2 separate regions of the Mus musculus genome follow, and region 1 is linked to region 2. The links are chromatin loops, found by intact Hi-C in ENCODE. Cell type or tissue: heart. All regions are shown on one strand.

Evidence for each region. A loop is a pair of places that touch in the nucleus more often than their neighbours do. Peaks named below come from ENCODE experiments on the same cell type or tissue, not always from the same donor. Only the 100,000 strongest peaks of a DNase experiment are listed, where the experiment ranks them.
Region 1: a loop joins it to region 2, with 2.9 times the contacts of the local background. A loop is called at or near these places in 7 of 42 quality-filtered maps.

The regions. Positions count from the first base shown.
Region 1 is chr13:41,462,278-41,470,277 of GRCm38, reverse strand. It overlaps a transcript of Nedd9 not described here. Among named protein-coding and RNA genes, the nearest start is that of Gm32401, 21 kb to the left of the region's middle. In heart, no CTCF peak of the experiment used is centred here; DNase peaks (open chromatin) are centred at 2,977, 3,447 and 3,927; H3K27me3 peaks cover 5,642 bases.
Region 2 is chr13:41,355,783-41,363,782 of GRCm38, reverse strand. It overlaps Nedd9 (neural precursor cell expressed, developmentally down-regulated gene 9), which reads left to right and starts at 4,782. Exons shown (of 7, transcript NM_017464.5): 1 at 4,782-4,930. The coding sequence starts at 4,919. In heart, a CTCF peak has its summit at 4,722; DNase peaks (open chromatin) are centred at 4,782 and 5,522; H3K4me3 peaks cover 3,539 bases; H3K27ac peaks cover 2,747 bases; H3K27me3 peaks cover 400 bases.

The DNA.
Region 1 (8,000 bases), 110 kb before region 2:
GCTTTGGGAGCAAAGAAAAGAGGTTCATAGATCTAGTATTGCATAGTGCAATTTATTGATCAACTTACTGAGAGAAATATGGTCATAGTGTACAGCAATGTCAGGTAGATCTCTACTATTTGAGTCAGAAGAAGATGTCTGTGTATGCATATTGGTTAGGATAACTTCAGTGACTTCAGGCAAGCCAGATTGTACCTACTCTATTTTAAGAAAACATCAATGTTGAATACATCCCAGAAGCCAGGATTCAATTGAAATACATTTAATGACACTCTAATCATTTAACCTACTTATATTTCTCTAAGAGACAGTGCAGAAAACATAAAAACCAACTCTGACATCTCTAGGATAATTGTGGTGATTATGACACAAGATAGCTGTCCTCATGTCAAATTCAATCCAGTTTCTTTGTGAATCTCCCCTGACTGTGTTGCTATCTTCTCTTCTGGGTGTTGTGAGGGACTGAAGTTTGTTCCATTGGCAGTGTCATTAAACCACAGAATTCAGAGCTGGAAAGTGACATCACTTCTCTATCCAGTGACACTTTAGCAAATAAAACCTACTGCCTTCAGTACATCAGCATGACTCAGTGTGGTTACTACATATCAATCTGCCATGTTGCATGGAAAGTCTTGTTGTCCTTTGGTGATATGAAATGAATCTCAAGTTATCAAGGAACAAAGTGGGCGAATCATCATCTCTACCCTGAAAATATGTTCAAGGTCAAGAACATGTTTAGTGAAGTGTATGGCCACCTCATACAACAGATCTCCCTGAAGTCCAAGATAAATGGCTCAGGTGATTTGGAACGTCATATGAAAGAGAAGATTTTTCAAGTCTGCCTGACAGTGGATGAAGCAATATATATTTTTTAAAGATGTACTTATTATTATATCTAAGTACACTGTAACTATCTTCATATAGCACCAGAAGAGGGTGTCAGATCTCATTACAGATGGTTGTGAGCCACCATGTGGTTGCTGGGATTTGAACTCCGGACCTTCGGAAGAACAGTCAGTGCTCTTAACCGCTGAGCCATCTCTCCAGTCCAGATGAAGCAATATTTGTGGGACTGATGTAATTATTCCAGTCTGCAAGAACATGAGAAAAAGGTAAAATTTGCAGAGTTAGAACTTAACGATCACTCTATCCTGACTTATATATAGTTTTTTTTTCTATGTATGAATTTGTCAAGGGAAAATTCATACATACACACACACACACACACACACACACACACACACACACACACACATACACCCATACACACACACACACACACACACACACACACACACACACACACACACACATACCCATACACCCATACACACACACACACACACACACACACATAGCTTATGTCTTCTGGATACAAGAAAGAAAGGGAGTTTGTTCTTTCAAACCAGTTGGAAATGTCTTCACCATGTCTGAAAGATAAACAGAAGCTTCCCCAGCCCCTTCCTCAGGGAAATCCGAGCACAGAAAATGCTGCTGTTGGACTCCTCAGCAAAACCCATTTGCTTTTGAACTCTTTCGAGTATAGACAGGAAGGCTTTATGGAACAGCCCAGCTTGCTTCTCTAGCCGTTTTTCTGCGCAGAGATCAATACGATTTCTTTCTTCCTAGTCCCCTCACACCTGCCTCGGCTGAAACACTGATTGTTGACCTCTCAGCAATGCATAGGACTTTGAGATTCTTAGGGCCTGCCACTCCACGCTGTGAGACTTTTCTGTTCTCTCTGTGTTGCAAGCAGAAGCTCTTTAAGCATTTTGGACACAATACACGTAAGAGATGTGTTGCAACTGCAGATGGCCCTTACAAAAACATTTGGTCCTACACCACTACTAGAATGACGATCTGCAAGTTCTGCCTCCTTCTGCCCTACAAATGGCAATGTGTACTGTAAATTACAAGAATTCAGCCTTTCTTACTCTCTGTTGTATGAATGTGACCCTTGCTTTTGGTATCTGGCTTTTCTCAGGCTCTTTCAGAGAGAACAACTGTTCCTGATCTCTCCTCACAATACCTTTTCCTCCATCAGTACATCGTCTCTCACACATAGCAATGCCCACACTTTAAGTCAGAGAAAAAGAGTACTCATATCAAGAGATGATTTAAAACACATATCTGTATGTGCTTTGTGCTTATGTTCCCTTACACACACCACAGCATGAATGTCGGAGGACAGCCTTGGATGTTGGTCCAGCACTTCCATCTTGCTTGAGGCAGGGTCTCTCTTCCTGCCACTGTTTTGCGTTCTCCCGGCTAGCTGGCCCACAGGTCTCCAAGAGTCTTCTGTTTTTACCTCCTCTCTTGCAATAGGAGTGTTGCAACTGCAGACATGTGCTACGTTGTTCTTTTACATGGACTCTAGGAGTTCAAACTTAGCTTATCAGGCTGTTGACCAGAGCTTTCACCTCCTAGGACATCTCTTCTGCTCAAGAGGCAGTTATTAAGAGTGCCGTGAAGGTCACATTCCTGCTCTCTCCTAAGCACCTGTTCTACCATCCGCCATGCTCATGAAATCCCATGAGATTCCCCACTAGAAAACTATACGTTTTCCCTGGAGGATGACTGGTCTCTCTAAATGGCTTCCAAGGAGAAAAAAAAATTCCCAAATTAAACTTTTAAAAATCTAACATAACATTTTCCTGTCAGCATATTTGGAGATGATTCTTGAGACATAAAGATTGTAAACACAGAACCATAAAGGCTTTGGTAGAACTGGGCATGTTATAAGCATGTATCAACAATCCCAGGACTCAAGAATTGGAGACAGGGGGTATCATGAATTCAAGACCAAACTGAGGTACCTAACGAAACCTTGCCTCAACAACAAAAATCCACCCTCCTAGAGTTTACAAAGCCAAGCCAACTGGCCCACTTATAGCATTAAGGGGAAGTGCATTGGTCGCCCAACCACTAAGTGGCTGTCCCTTAGCTGTTGAAATGTCACATCTGGAGGTGGAATGCGGAAGCCATGGTGACTGTCTGGGTTAAAGGGCAGAGAAGGCTGGGTGTTGCTTCTGGTCACAGACTCTGCCCTTCCCTTAGGCAGATTTTATAGAACTAATTTAGAAAGGATCACAAGGATCCTCACAAGTAGAGGCTCTGGTTAGAGCCAAAACCCTTCTCCAGAGAGGAACCAGATGGACCCCTGTTCCTTAGGGATCATTAAACTATGCACCAACAAATTTACTGTCAGGGAAGCAGGATGAAAGAGAAAGACTCTGTTTGAAATTGTTCTTACTGTTATTTGTGTTTATTTGGGGGATGCCGTTTCTTATTTCAACCCGTTACGTAAAAGCTACAAAAGCCACATGAGCACCATTCCAGCGTTCCTCTAAAGCTTGGATCTCAGGCTCCTTATTTAGTGGTTAATAATGGTCAGTGGTTTCACTTCCTTTTTAACTTTATTTGGGGTGTGTCTAGCCTTGAGGTCTGGGATGTGGCCATGAGTAGTTCTCTGTAGTCCAAGAAGCATTGCTTGCCCTAATGGAGACAGTTAGAGAGACAGTATTATGCTGCCTGCAGCCTTCTCCACACTGAGAACAAAAACAACTGATGGGATATGAGATGCTCAGAGTCCCTGGTGCAACCATTGTAGGAGATTCAGTGATCATTCAGGAAGATCATTGTAAGCTTAGGAACAGGAATGAAGAGAAACAGCGATGAGAATGTGCCTGTGTAATCACCCTACAAATATATTTAAAAACCAAAACACTACAAGAAGATTTTTTTTAAAAAAGGTCAGAAATGAACTGGTGGGCAAGGCATAAATAGAAAGTAATAAAGCAAAATGGAATTTGTAGAAGATTAGGCAGGATTGGCCAGGGGCCCCAGAATAGGACACAGCCGCTGTTGGTACATTGTGCTCAGTGCAAAGTTCCTAATGTTGAAAGCAGGAAATCCTGTTGTTCCCACCCATATCCTCAGCCAAGGTCCCATGAGACTGCCTCAGAGCCAACAGAATCAGTTCTCCTGTGGTAAAGGATATAGTCCATAGTCTTCAAGCAGCTGACTGCAAAGAAAAGATAGATTCTTGAGGTGATGGGTATACCAGTTATCTGGTTTGATCATTATATCACATGTTTTAAAATATCTCACTGTATTCCACAAATATACATTTAGTATTAAAGCCAGGGCTTCTTTGTGTTAAGCAAATATTCAACCACTGAACTATACCTCCAATCTTTTCCATTCTTCACCAGAAATTTACTAATTACTGTACTAGGTTGAGGTCCAAAGGCAATGGTATGAACGACGTAAAGAGACCACACTAGATACTCAACTGAATTTAGGATCTAAAATGGTGCTCCTAATGGCAGGTGACAGCTTCTGAAAACAGTTTCTATGTCTGCATATATCTGGTCTTGCCTGGTTCTACTCTAACAGAAATAGGGGTGGATGAGGCAGCAATCCCTCTTCTCACAAGCCCTCAGGGTGCATGGAAAGTTCAAGATGTACCAAACATGGAGTCAAACAATGGTTTCTGTTGGTCGTTTTTGAAATGCGAGGAAAGCAATCTATCATTGATGAGAGTTGATGAACTGACATTCGTGAATAATTTATATTCATGTCACCTTCAAAGATTTTAAAAAACAACAACACAGATCTCTGGCTCCAACCAATTCTTGTAAAGCCCAAATTCACAGATGTGTGAAGCCAGTACTGTGTTTCTAAAGCACCCTAGGTGGTGTTAGGAGCCACCAGGTGCAGGAACACTGGCCTATAGGAACCCCTTGCCTCAAAAACAAAAGGAAATCATGGAATTCTAGAGGGAGGTCCCACAAAGACCAGAAGTTCCCTCAATTTAAATATGTAAGTCCCATTTTTAAAAAGACCCTTCTCTGGTTGTGACAGGAGAGGTTATTCTCTATACTGCCTTTCTGCAGCAGTCCCTGTAGCCCTTTATGGAAGTCTGCATCTCCAAAGGCCTGCTTGAAACACCCTGAGGGCTCTGTTGTTACCCCTCCATAGACCCTTATACATTAATGATGAAACTAGTCTCAAAAAAAGCAACATTACCTGATTATGGGCCAAAAACATGTGACCAGCCTTCCAGATTTGCTGGGGACTAGCATTTCCAAGACATAGTAATATATTGGGTTTTTAATCTATCTATCATCTATTTGTTTGTCTGTCGGTTGCCTGTGCCCTGAACTACTCACTGTCTGACCCTACCTGCCCTTAAGGACTGGAGGTGAGGTGGCACAGAGTCAACGACACAGACTCTGAACACTGCTGCAAGCTCCTTTAATACCCTTCACCCACATCCCATTGGTCCCAAGAAAGCATCTCTTCTAAACAGCAGTTCCTGATTGGCTGGCCTTGTCTGCATTAGCAATTCTTGGTCTCTCAGGCAGTCCTCAATTAGATCCTCCTGCAGGAGATGCTTTTGTGGCTGTGCCGGGCATGGGGGTAGTTTTTACATAGAGGCAGCCTCTATCTATCTATCTATCTATCTATCTATCTATCTATCTATCTATCTATCTATCTATCTGTCTATCTATCTATCTATCTATGATGTGTGTGCATGTACTGTATGGTAGCAGTGGAAGTCAGAGGACAGCTTTCAGGAGTTGGTTCTCTTTCCACTATGTTGGCCCCAGGGAATCAAACTCAAGTCATCCAGCTTAGAAACTAATGCCTTGACCCACTTGAGCCATCTTGCTTTAAACTAGAGATACTCTAGGACAAATCAGGGTGAACGGGCCACTTCAGATCATAACATCTACCAAGCCCATAGTTCTTGCCTTTAGGAAAGTTCTTTATTGTACTGTGTCTTAGTTAGGGTTTTACTGCTGTGAACTGACACCATTACCAAGGCAACTCTTATAAGGACAACATTTAATTGGGGCTGGATTACAGGTTCAGTCCATTATCATCAAGGCAGAAAGCATGGCAGCATCCAGGCAGACAAGGTGCAGGAGGAGCTGAGAGCTCTACATCTTCATCTAAGGCTGCTAGTGGAAGACTGGCTTCTAGGCAGCTAGGATGAGGGTCTTAAAGCCCACACCAACAGTGACACACCTACTCCAACAGGGACACACCTTCTAATAGTGCCACTCCCTGGGCCAAGCATATACAAACCATCACACCATGTTACTGGAAAAAGAGTTGAGATTACTGTTCCTTTCCTTCGTAAAACTTGATTCTCTGCTTTGAAAGATCAATGCTGCCAATGGCTTTCAAAAACATTTCTGTTGTCCCATTATGCCTGCATTCATGTCTTCTCTGCCTCTCAAGTCATTCCATCCAATGATATGACAAGTATACAAATTTGTGACATATGGCATTGTGATGGATTGTATATTCTCGGACCATGGAGTGGTACCATCTGGAGGTGTGGCCTGGTTGGAATAGGTGTGTCACTGTGGGTGTGGGCTTAAGAGTCATCCTAGTTGCCTGGAAGTCAGTCTTCCACTAGCAGCCTTTGGATAAAGACGTAGAACTCTCAGCTCCTCCTGCACCATGCCTGCCTGGATGCTGCCATGCTCCCACCTTGATGGTAATGAACTGAACCTCTGAATCTGTAAGCCAGCCCAATTAAATGTTTTTTTTATAAGACTTGCCGTGGTCATGGTGTCTGTTCACAGCAGTAAAACCGTAACTAATACAGTCATTATACTTTATAAAACTCTGTGTATTATATACCCTGAGTTGCCAGTAAAAGACATCTAGTAGCCAATGCCCTAAATAAACAAGAGAAGTACAGTAGTTAGAACAGAAAGGAGGGGTTGTAAACAGCCACAAGAGGTCAAATGCAGACAACTGACTGTGGGGCCCAGCCCTAGCTGATAACTCTGTAGCACAACTCCAGCACCTAAGGCTCAAGAAATCTCACAGAAAACGAAGTAGAAGGACTCTAAAAGTCAGAGGATTGGGAGGTTTGCTTTCTTTCCTTCTTCAATAGAGGAACCAGATTGTTTTCTGTATTGGATGAGAATCTGTACCTGTGAGCTCTCAACAGTAGGCTTGGTTAGATGGGGCATAAACGGTGACAATACCAGTTGACCTGGGAAATGTCATAAGGCCCCACTCCTAGATGACCAGCTATAGGCAATTAACGACTACTAAGAGAGGGAGAATCAGGGTCATCTGCTGGTATCCAATACCAAGTGGTCAGCCCTAAACACAGATATAAGCAAGCAACACTGAAGGGATTCAAAAGGCTCTATTTATAAATTTCTGTGTATGTAGATGTGAAACGGTAATAAATGTTTTTAAGTTCCTGGCACTGTTGGGCATAGGTTTATCTTGTCGAGACTTGGTCTCTTCCACCTCTGTTCACTGACATGGTTTTCCCCACACTGGCAGCAATATGGCAGCTGCAGTTGTGTGCATCCACAATCCTCCCCCAAACCCAACCAACTTCATCTTACTCCCAATTCCTTTTATAAACTTGCCTAAGGTCATCTTCCTGGGGTAGGATAAAACCAACCTAGCCAAGAGCAAGTACAATTACATTTGTTTGGGGTCTCATAATAGTGGCAATCCATGAAAAGAGAGACTCCCACAGAATTGAAGATGTGCTCACAGGTTTTACAAGATGGCAGCTGTACTTACAGCTTTAAGCTACAATGGGATCAGTAATTCCATTGGTTGCTATTCTGAAATGGTAAGCAAAGCTGGCTGAAGTGTCCCTGACAGCATCTAGTAGATAAAAGAGGGGACTTTGTCATAGGTCAACAGAGACTACGAATCTTACAAAACCACCTCATGTGCTACATCCATCTGTAGCTCAATGCAAGGTTTCAGCTCAGAGGTATCTGACTGACAAGGCTTCTCAGAGAGAGAGATGAGGTGACATACCCAGCAGTCCAGCACTGAGGGGTCTGAGGAGAGAGGATCTTCAAAGCAGGCAAACCTGGGATACAAATGAAGACCCTTTTCATACTACCTCATCATAAATATTGACTTCCTAACTCCACTTTAAGTCCCCCAAACAAATGTCATTTCATTTTAGTTTATCTTGTTCTTGGCAAACCTTCTTT
Region 2 (8,000 bases):
ATAGCTAAGGAGGAGACACAGAGAAAGATGGGAGCCTGGAATTGGAGAGTATAGGCAGCAATGGATTTTCTAGAAAATGTTTCCTGAAGAGATGGACTGCAAGCTGGGGCAAGATGAGATGCAGGTAAACAGGATGAAAAGAATGAGGAATAATGAAAGGAGCTGTGTGTGTGTGTGTGTGTGTGTGCACATGTGTGTGCATGTGTGTATGTGTGTATGTGTATATGTACATGTGTGTGCATGTGTGTATGTGTGTGTGTTTGTATGTGTGTGTGTATGTATATGCATGTATGTGTGTGGTATATGCATGTGCATCTTTGTATGTGTGTGTAGGTATGTTTGTGTATGTGTATTTGTATGTGTGTATGATGTGTGCATGCGTTTGTGTGCATGCATGTGTGTGTGTTTGTATGTGTGTGTGTTTGTGTATGTGTGTGTGTGTTTGTATGTGTGTGCATGTGTGTATGTTTACACTATTTGACAGCATCACCATATGCCTAGTCCTCCACTGAGCTGTAGACTTACCCTTAAAGAAACAATCAGCAGGGCTCAGATAATTGTGCTGAGAAGAAGCCTGATGGGCACTGTCGCTCTTTTGTGAGGGCTACACCAACCCAGGAAGGAGCCCGCCTGGGTTTCTATTGTAAACCTGTCACTCATCTGTCCTGTAACTTCGTGTGAACTGCAAACCTTTCCGGAAGTTTCCATGCTGTAATACATAAGCTAAGAACAATCCACCTCCTGGATTCGGCCCACAAGACAAATGCTAAGGGAGACAATGTCTGTAAACAACTACTGTAAAAAGCTCTGGGGAAAGTCATTGTACTGAAAGAGAAGTCTCAGTGGCTTGTCTTTGGGGGGTTTTATAGACGTGACATAGAATGGAAAAGCATCATGGGCATTATTTTTTTGAGATGATTTCGTATGTACAGATTTTTAAATAAGTGACATCAAACTAGAAGTAGTATTGCATAGTCCTAGCATGCCTCTTTGTTCAGCCTGCTTTCTCTGGTCTGGTCTTCAGCCAGCTTCTGGGTTGTTTCAGCTGTAGAAGGATCTGAACTCAAAACCAGAAAAGTCTTGTAGCATTTTAGAACATAAGCGGCACATTTTCTGTGGAGAGGCAGATGATAGTATTTTATTTGTCATACCTGTTTGATTTTTGTGAGATTTGTTGTTTTGGGAGGGAAGAGAGGGTGGTCTCAGCTCACCCATTCTGATCTTGAAGTTACCAAGTGCTTCTGGGTGAGCTGGTATTATAGACATGTGCTACCATGCGTGGCTATAGTATTATCTTATAATAAATACGTTCTTTAGCTTTGCGCTGTTTACCAACTCAGGGTCAACCACTCAGCCCCAGCTTTGCAACTCAACAGATTGTACATAAATATGCCAACACAACTTTCTCGTATAGACAACACAGAAATTTGAATTACGCCTAATTTTTACATCTCTCAAGATGTTATTCTTTTGCCTCCTCCCAAGCCACTTAGCAATGTGAATGCTGTTCCTGGCTCACAGAGACAGGACTGACAGCAGCCTGGCATTGGCTCTGAAAAGGCGCATCCTGTGTCTATGCTAACAAATGAGACCTGGAGGGTGTTCTCAGACATAAGGATTTTCTTCTATTTCTTTCCTGGGCACTAGGCCGAACTTGGAGGTAAACATGTGTTCTCTGAATTACTTCCTGATCCACAGGGCAATGACTTAAGTACATACAGGGTATAAAGAGACAGAGAGATCAACTAGCCATCACCTTGTTCTTCCAGAACCCACCCAAAGCTGTAGAAACAGACGTCAACGCACCATCAGCATCCAAACACGGAAAAGGCACTTTTAAGAGATCTGTGTTCCAAGTACAATGGGAGCACAGTCAGGGGAAGGAGAGATTTGTTCTGAAAGGGCGAGGTGGGCAGGGCGGGGGCTGTGGACCAGCACACACAAAGGCATTAGTGTGTTGAGCTAGGCCTGATAGCGGACAAGCAGCCAGAGCATTCTCTGTAGAAAGACCCATCTGTGCAATGCCAGTAAGGTATAAATAAGCCTGGGGTGTGGAGGAAAAAAACTGAAACGAGGATTGGCGAAGTTCTCATTATAGTCCACACCAAGGTGTCTGCTTCCTAAGATGTTAGCATATCGATAAGAGACTGTTCAATTCCATCTAAACGCCATCCCCTCTGTCCTCTGGGAAGGGAACTGGTAGTAACGCTGAAGATAGAGAGATTTCGAGGAAGGAAACTAAAGAGAAATCTCTAAATAGAGTGGAGAGTCGGGAGAGTGGCTTACCATACATATGACTAGTAGGATCACACCCAGAGGGCTCAAGGTCTCTGCGTGTCAGCTTTGAGTTCTCTTTGCTGATTCCCCAGGGGGCTCTCCTCCTTGCTCATGGGCTCTAGTTCCTTCACCCAGACAAAATAGCCACTGGGTTCTGCCTGAGCCACAAGCAGTTCCAGTATTTGCTTGATTTCCATGTGTGCTCTGACCAACGTCCAATGGCTACTAATAAAATCCCTCAGAAAGCACCGGGTGCCATTTCCCTGACTCCTGGATGCAGTAGGGTCTAACTGGGCATGGCTTTCTCCAAAGAGGCACCTACTCGTAGGATGCTGGTGAGCGTGGGTTGGGACTGAGCCCAGGGTCCTTGGCGGTTCTGGAAAGGTACCAACCAACCCACTGGTTTCCTGAATAATTTAATTATATAATCAGTTTTTCATATTTTTCACATTCAGCGTCTCAGGCAATCAATACAGAAAGGGCTATTCCTTTATTTACTGAATTTGTGTTTCTCCAAAAGGTTTAGAGGGAGCATAACCAATAAAAACAAAATGACTTGTGTTACTTAGGCTGCACTGAGATCACAGCATGATAATAAGGGCAAAAACAGGGAAATTGTTTTTTTCTCAAAATTCTTAGATGGCTTCCTATCACACTCAAGGAAAACCCTAGCTCTCTTCCCTAGCAGGTACACATTATTATGTCCTCATTTTATAAGGCTAGCATTGCAAAGTTAAGGAATGTGTATCGATTTGCCTGATAGGAATCAAGCCATCTACCCTGAGAAGACAATTTCACAAACGCCTAGCACAGGCTTTGGCAATGTTGAGGTTGAATGGGTTAGCCTTGCTTTAATCCACTCATCTAAGCATGATTCAGCCTGGCTGCTGAAGAAGTCAAAGGAATGCTATCTCTGTCTCCTGGGGAACCAGGACAAATCTAGAGAGAAAGATTTGACTTGTCCTACAAACATAGGTCCCTAGTGTGAATCTTCAGGGCTGCCAGGATGATCCTGCTACCGCAATCTGCTTCGTGCCTAATCTGTGTACAAAAGACCTTGCGAATCACACAGGTTCAATTCGGCTTTGAGATCAGGAAGTAAAAGCCATGACCTGGAAGGGGCCTGAACCGGGATGTCAACTTCACGAAGGTGGCCAGGGACATCTTGTAGAGCAAACTCCAAGCTGCAGCCAAATGTGGATTCAATTGTCAATGTAAACCCTACCCCACCCCCACCCCCACCCCCACCCCCAGAAACCACTTTTATGCGGCATCTGCTCTCCTATGCTTTTGGCTTAAATCATTTATTTTCAAAAGTTTTAATCCATTGGAAATTTAGAAGGGGATTGGGGAGGCAAAACTGATTCTGGACTACCTTAGTCAGGAAAGAAGTAAGAGCTGATTTTTTTTTTCCACCCGAGTCGTGCAGTCTGGCTGGAATGCATCCCAACTGGGGGATAGTCCTGAATACTCCAAGTCCTGAGGCCCGAGGAAAAGAAAAGCCTGTCTTCTCCTGAGTGATTCTCTTTCTCTATAGAAATCTCAGAATGGAACCGCTCTACAAATCATGTCCCGCGCTCTGCCTGAAAGAGGCTGTTCTTTTTTTTTTTTTTTTTTTTTTTTTTAAACCAGGCTTATCAAACAGAAGCGTTCTCCCTGAATAATAAGTGTGAGTGGGCTAATGGGTCATTTGGGGGAGAGAGGTCAAAAGGAAAAGGCCTCGGTGTTCAAAAGCGGAATCTGGCAATGCCAGCGGTCAAAGAGGAGAGTGCTGGCTGGACAGGCGTGATGTATCGGGTGTGTTCTATAGAACCTGCATGGGTTCCCACCTATCCTTTATCCTCGGAGGTCCTAGTGAGAAGAACCGGGAAGGCCTGGTGCTTATGAGTGAGTTCCTTTTCATTGAGAAAGAAATGTTTTCCAGCTCCTAGCAGACTGACTTAGCAAAGTACTTTGAACACTTGGGGGTGAGGGGAGCAGCCACAGAAAAGGGAAGGGGAAGAGAAAAGACAGGGAAAGAGAGCTATCAGCAGGGGTGGTTAGTAAAAAAAAAAGGGGGGGGTACTGGAGACAGAAAACCCTTTGTTCCTCCAGCTCGTTTCATGTAGAGATTGTAAGGTGAATGGCTTTGAAATGAAATGGGTTTATGAACTAGTTGCTAGGTCACAGGAAGCGCGATCGTCAGACTGCTTTGTGAATTCGGATTCTTTAAAACTTAGGTTACTCTCAAAAGGAACGTACCTCCTTTGTCTGGTTCCTATGTCTTTCCTCTTTATATTTTTATTTCTCCGGGTGGCTGGGGCCGCCTCCCCACTTTCTGTTTTCTCCTCCGCCCTTTTGATAACGTGAAAAGAAATGATCGTATTACACGCTCTTTGTCGGAGGGTTTCAGAAGTTAGAGGTGGGCGGGGTGGAGGCGTTACCTTCACCGCCACCAGCAGCCAATGGCGGCGCGGTATGCAAACGAGGCCCGCGCCGTGCTGGTCTGGATCTGGGCTGTGAGCTCAGAGACTCCGCAGTGCGCGGGAGGCGAAGGCTTCTCATTTCCATCCAGCCCAGCGCTCAATGGAGGGGCGGACTCTGCAGTGCCTCACTCACTGTGTGATTCGATAGGACCAGGGCTCATCAGATCACCGCCGAGATGAAGTACAAGGTAAGAGTGCCTTGTACGCCGTCTCCTGAGAAGCTAGAGGCAGCTGTGCCGGCCGGCGCCTTTCCCACCTTGACAACTGGGCAGGGATCCCTTGTGTGTCTGGTTTTGCCGAGCTGCGTCTGATCTCGCTTCCAGGCTTCCCCCGGGTGTACCGCCAGCAGACATGCGCTTTCAGATCCACTAGTTCTTGGTGCATGGTTCTGAAAGTTGTTGTGGGTGGCGGAAGGCGGTGGAGTAGAGTTAGCATAGGAGCCGCCGCCAGAGATCAGAGGGTGTCTAACTCGCCTCGCAGCAGGCAAGTCGCAGGTCTCTGCCTGACCAAAGCCAGCTTGGGGAGCCATAATAAGGAGAGTCAGAACTGCTGAGTCTCTGACAGGTTCTAAAAGCACCTTTTCAGATTTTTGCCTTAAGCACTTGATCTGGGAAGCTGTCTGCTCGAGGTCCTTTCGGTAGAAGCAGATTAAAAACCCAGACACTATCATAGGCGCGATGATGGAGAATTCCCACATCCTTATGAATAAATGGCTGTTAGTCATTTCTGGATAACTCTTTATTGGGGTTGAACGGGTCTGAAAGTATGAAGGCTCCGGCTGGCTTATTTTCCCTGACGCTTACAGAATGTCCTGCTCATAATTTTGGCAGCTCTATTTTCCACTGCATTTTGCACCACGGTTTCTGGGGTTACTCTTGGCAAAATGATTATGCCTTGCTCAGCACATCCCGTCTAATGAGGCAGTTTCCAAGGGACTTGGCCCAGTAGCAGTTCATGGCAATGACTTGGCGGTACTTACTTACGATCCTTTTTTTTAAAAAAAAATTTTTTTTTTAATTTTAATGGTGAAGAGACATGAGTCCTCGACTTTTAAAGGACTGTGTCATTTCAAAAATTCGTTTTGGTAAGGTGACTTAACAGAGCCAGTTAACTGACTTAGCTAGGGGCTAACTTGGCTTCCCTCTGCGGTATGTAGCCTCTGGCCCTTCCTTTGGGATAGAAGGCTGTAGCTAACAGCCACTGGTTCCCTGTCTATAAATCTTGTTCAAAAGCTGTGAGCCAAAGCATGAGTGATAGTTGTTGGGGAAGTTCCAGCAGTCTAAAGACCCAGATATCTATTGTCATCTCCTATCAGCTTTCCATTTCGTACATCTATGGGGAGGGGCAGAAGAAAGGAAAGCTCTAGGAGTCAGTCAGAAATGATGCAGCTTTCTACCTGGCAGGAACAGAATCTTTTTGGAAGTGATGGGGATACATGGTATCAAGCCTGCAATGTTGTTTTTTTTTTTTTCCTTCCCATTCTCCCTGTTGTTGAATCAAGACAGTGTTATAGAGAAAAGAGAAAGGATTAACTCTGTCCATCATTGGGACATTAAATAGCTGGTGTGAACTCTGAGTGCTGTAGTCTAGAAGGTGAGGACATGTGACGACATCTAAAGTCACTTTGGTTCAGTGACCTCATCATGTTTCGCTTTGCTCTTTATGGAAAGAAAATATCATGGGGACTGATGATTTACACTGCAGGTGAGAAACTGCAACTGGGGAATGCTTTCCACTTGGCTGAGTCTGCCCAGAGTTGAACACTTTGCCGAGCAATAGAAATACATGGTTATTTATCATCATCATCACCATCACCATCATCACCATCATCTCATTATTATTGTAGACAACTTCACCAGCAAAAACGCTATGCTCCCCAAGTAAACAACTCACACATGGGCACCCTGAGTTGACCATAGCAGAAGCGAGCCACTTTTCCCTCTGTCATAAAGTCTATTTAGCTAATGAAAGATAACTGTCTTTCAGGAGAGAATTAGTCATTCTGTGTAGGAGATGCTGAAGCAGAGGCATGATGGGTAAAGCGATACAAGTCCGTCACACTTAACTCTCCCCATTAGCTCCGAGGCACACTTATTTTCCCAAAGTAGCAACTGTGGCACACAGAAGTTAAATGATGGGTTTTTTCCGACACACCAACTGAGGAGCATGGGATTAAAAGTGATCTTGATCTAATACTGGTGATTTAAACACTACCAGGAAAGGGAAAGCAAACCCTAAAACAGAAATCATCTGTAACTCCCTAAAACATCCCTCAGACCAGTATGTTCTGGCCTCAGAAAGTTCAGAACTATTCCCTCCCAAGTATTCTCCCAGGATAGTCAGTCTTCTATTTTGTTTCAGTGGTAACTCTGCAAACTGAAATACGAAGTTGGCATTTATTTGTTTAATTGGAGCTACTTAAGTAGTAAAACCAGATAATTATTAGATTGTAAAACCCAGGAGTCTGGAATTATCTCTTAAACACTATGTTGCACATAAACTATAAATTTAGCTTGGGCTTAAAAATGGATCATTGTAAGATTTATAAGTCAGGCTTAAAAGGCTTCTCTTTCTTTTTCTTTCTTTCTCTTTTCTTTTTCCTTTCTTTTTTGTCTGTTGTTAACCAGATGGTCTTGTTTAGCTACTTCAGGGTTCATAACCAGGGTGCAATCAACTTCCACTCAGTTTGTCCTCAAAATACACAGCTCGAGGCAGCCAGCAATTACAACTATGAGGGCTGTGGAATGCAAGCTATTGCTTTAGGTAAATCTTTCCACTTAGTACACATCTAGTCTGCTTTTAGTTTACTTACATTTTTGTTTGTTCGTGGAAAGACTGTCATGGGTGTTTAAGGTTCCATTTCTCTGAGAAGAGTCTGTCTGAATGACAGTGAATTGTACAAACTTCCTTTGTTAAGATTCTACATAATGAAGCCAGGCATGGTGGAACACACCTTTAATCACGGCTCTTGTGGAGTCAGAGGCAGGGGGATCCCTATGAGTTCCAGGCCAGCCAAGGCTACATCGTGAGACCTCGTCTCAGACACAACAACAACAAAATGTTCTATATAAAATTCCTTTAATGTAGAGCCTATGTTCCTTATGCCTCTATGGCCTTGGCTTGCCTGTCCAATAGAAGATGGGAGGATATGAAGGTTGCCAGAGGATATTGCCCTTTCTTCTGCAGGTGAGGGACTAGTTCCAGTCCCTCATCTTTAACTGGAGCCCTGAAAGCCCTGCCCACATAGTGTGGGCCTGG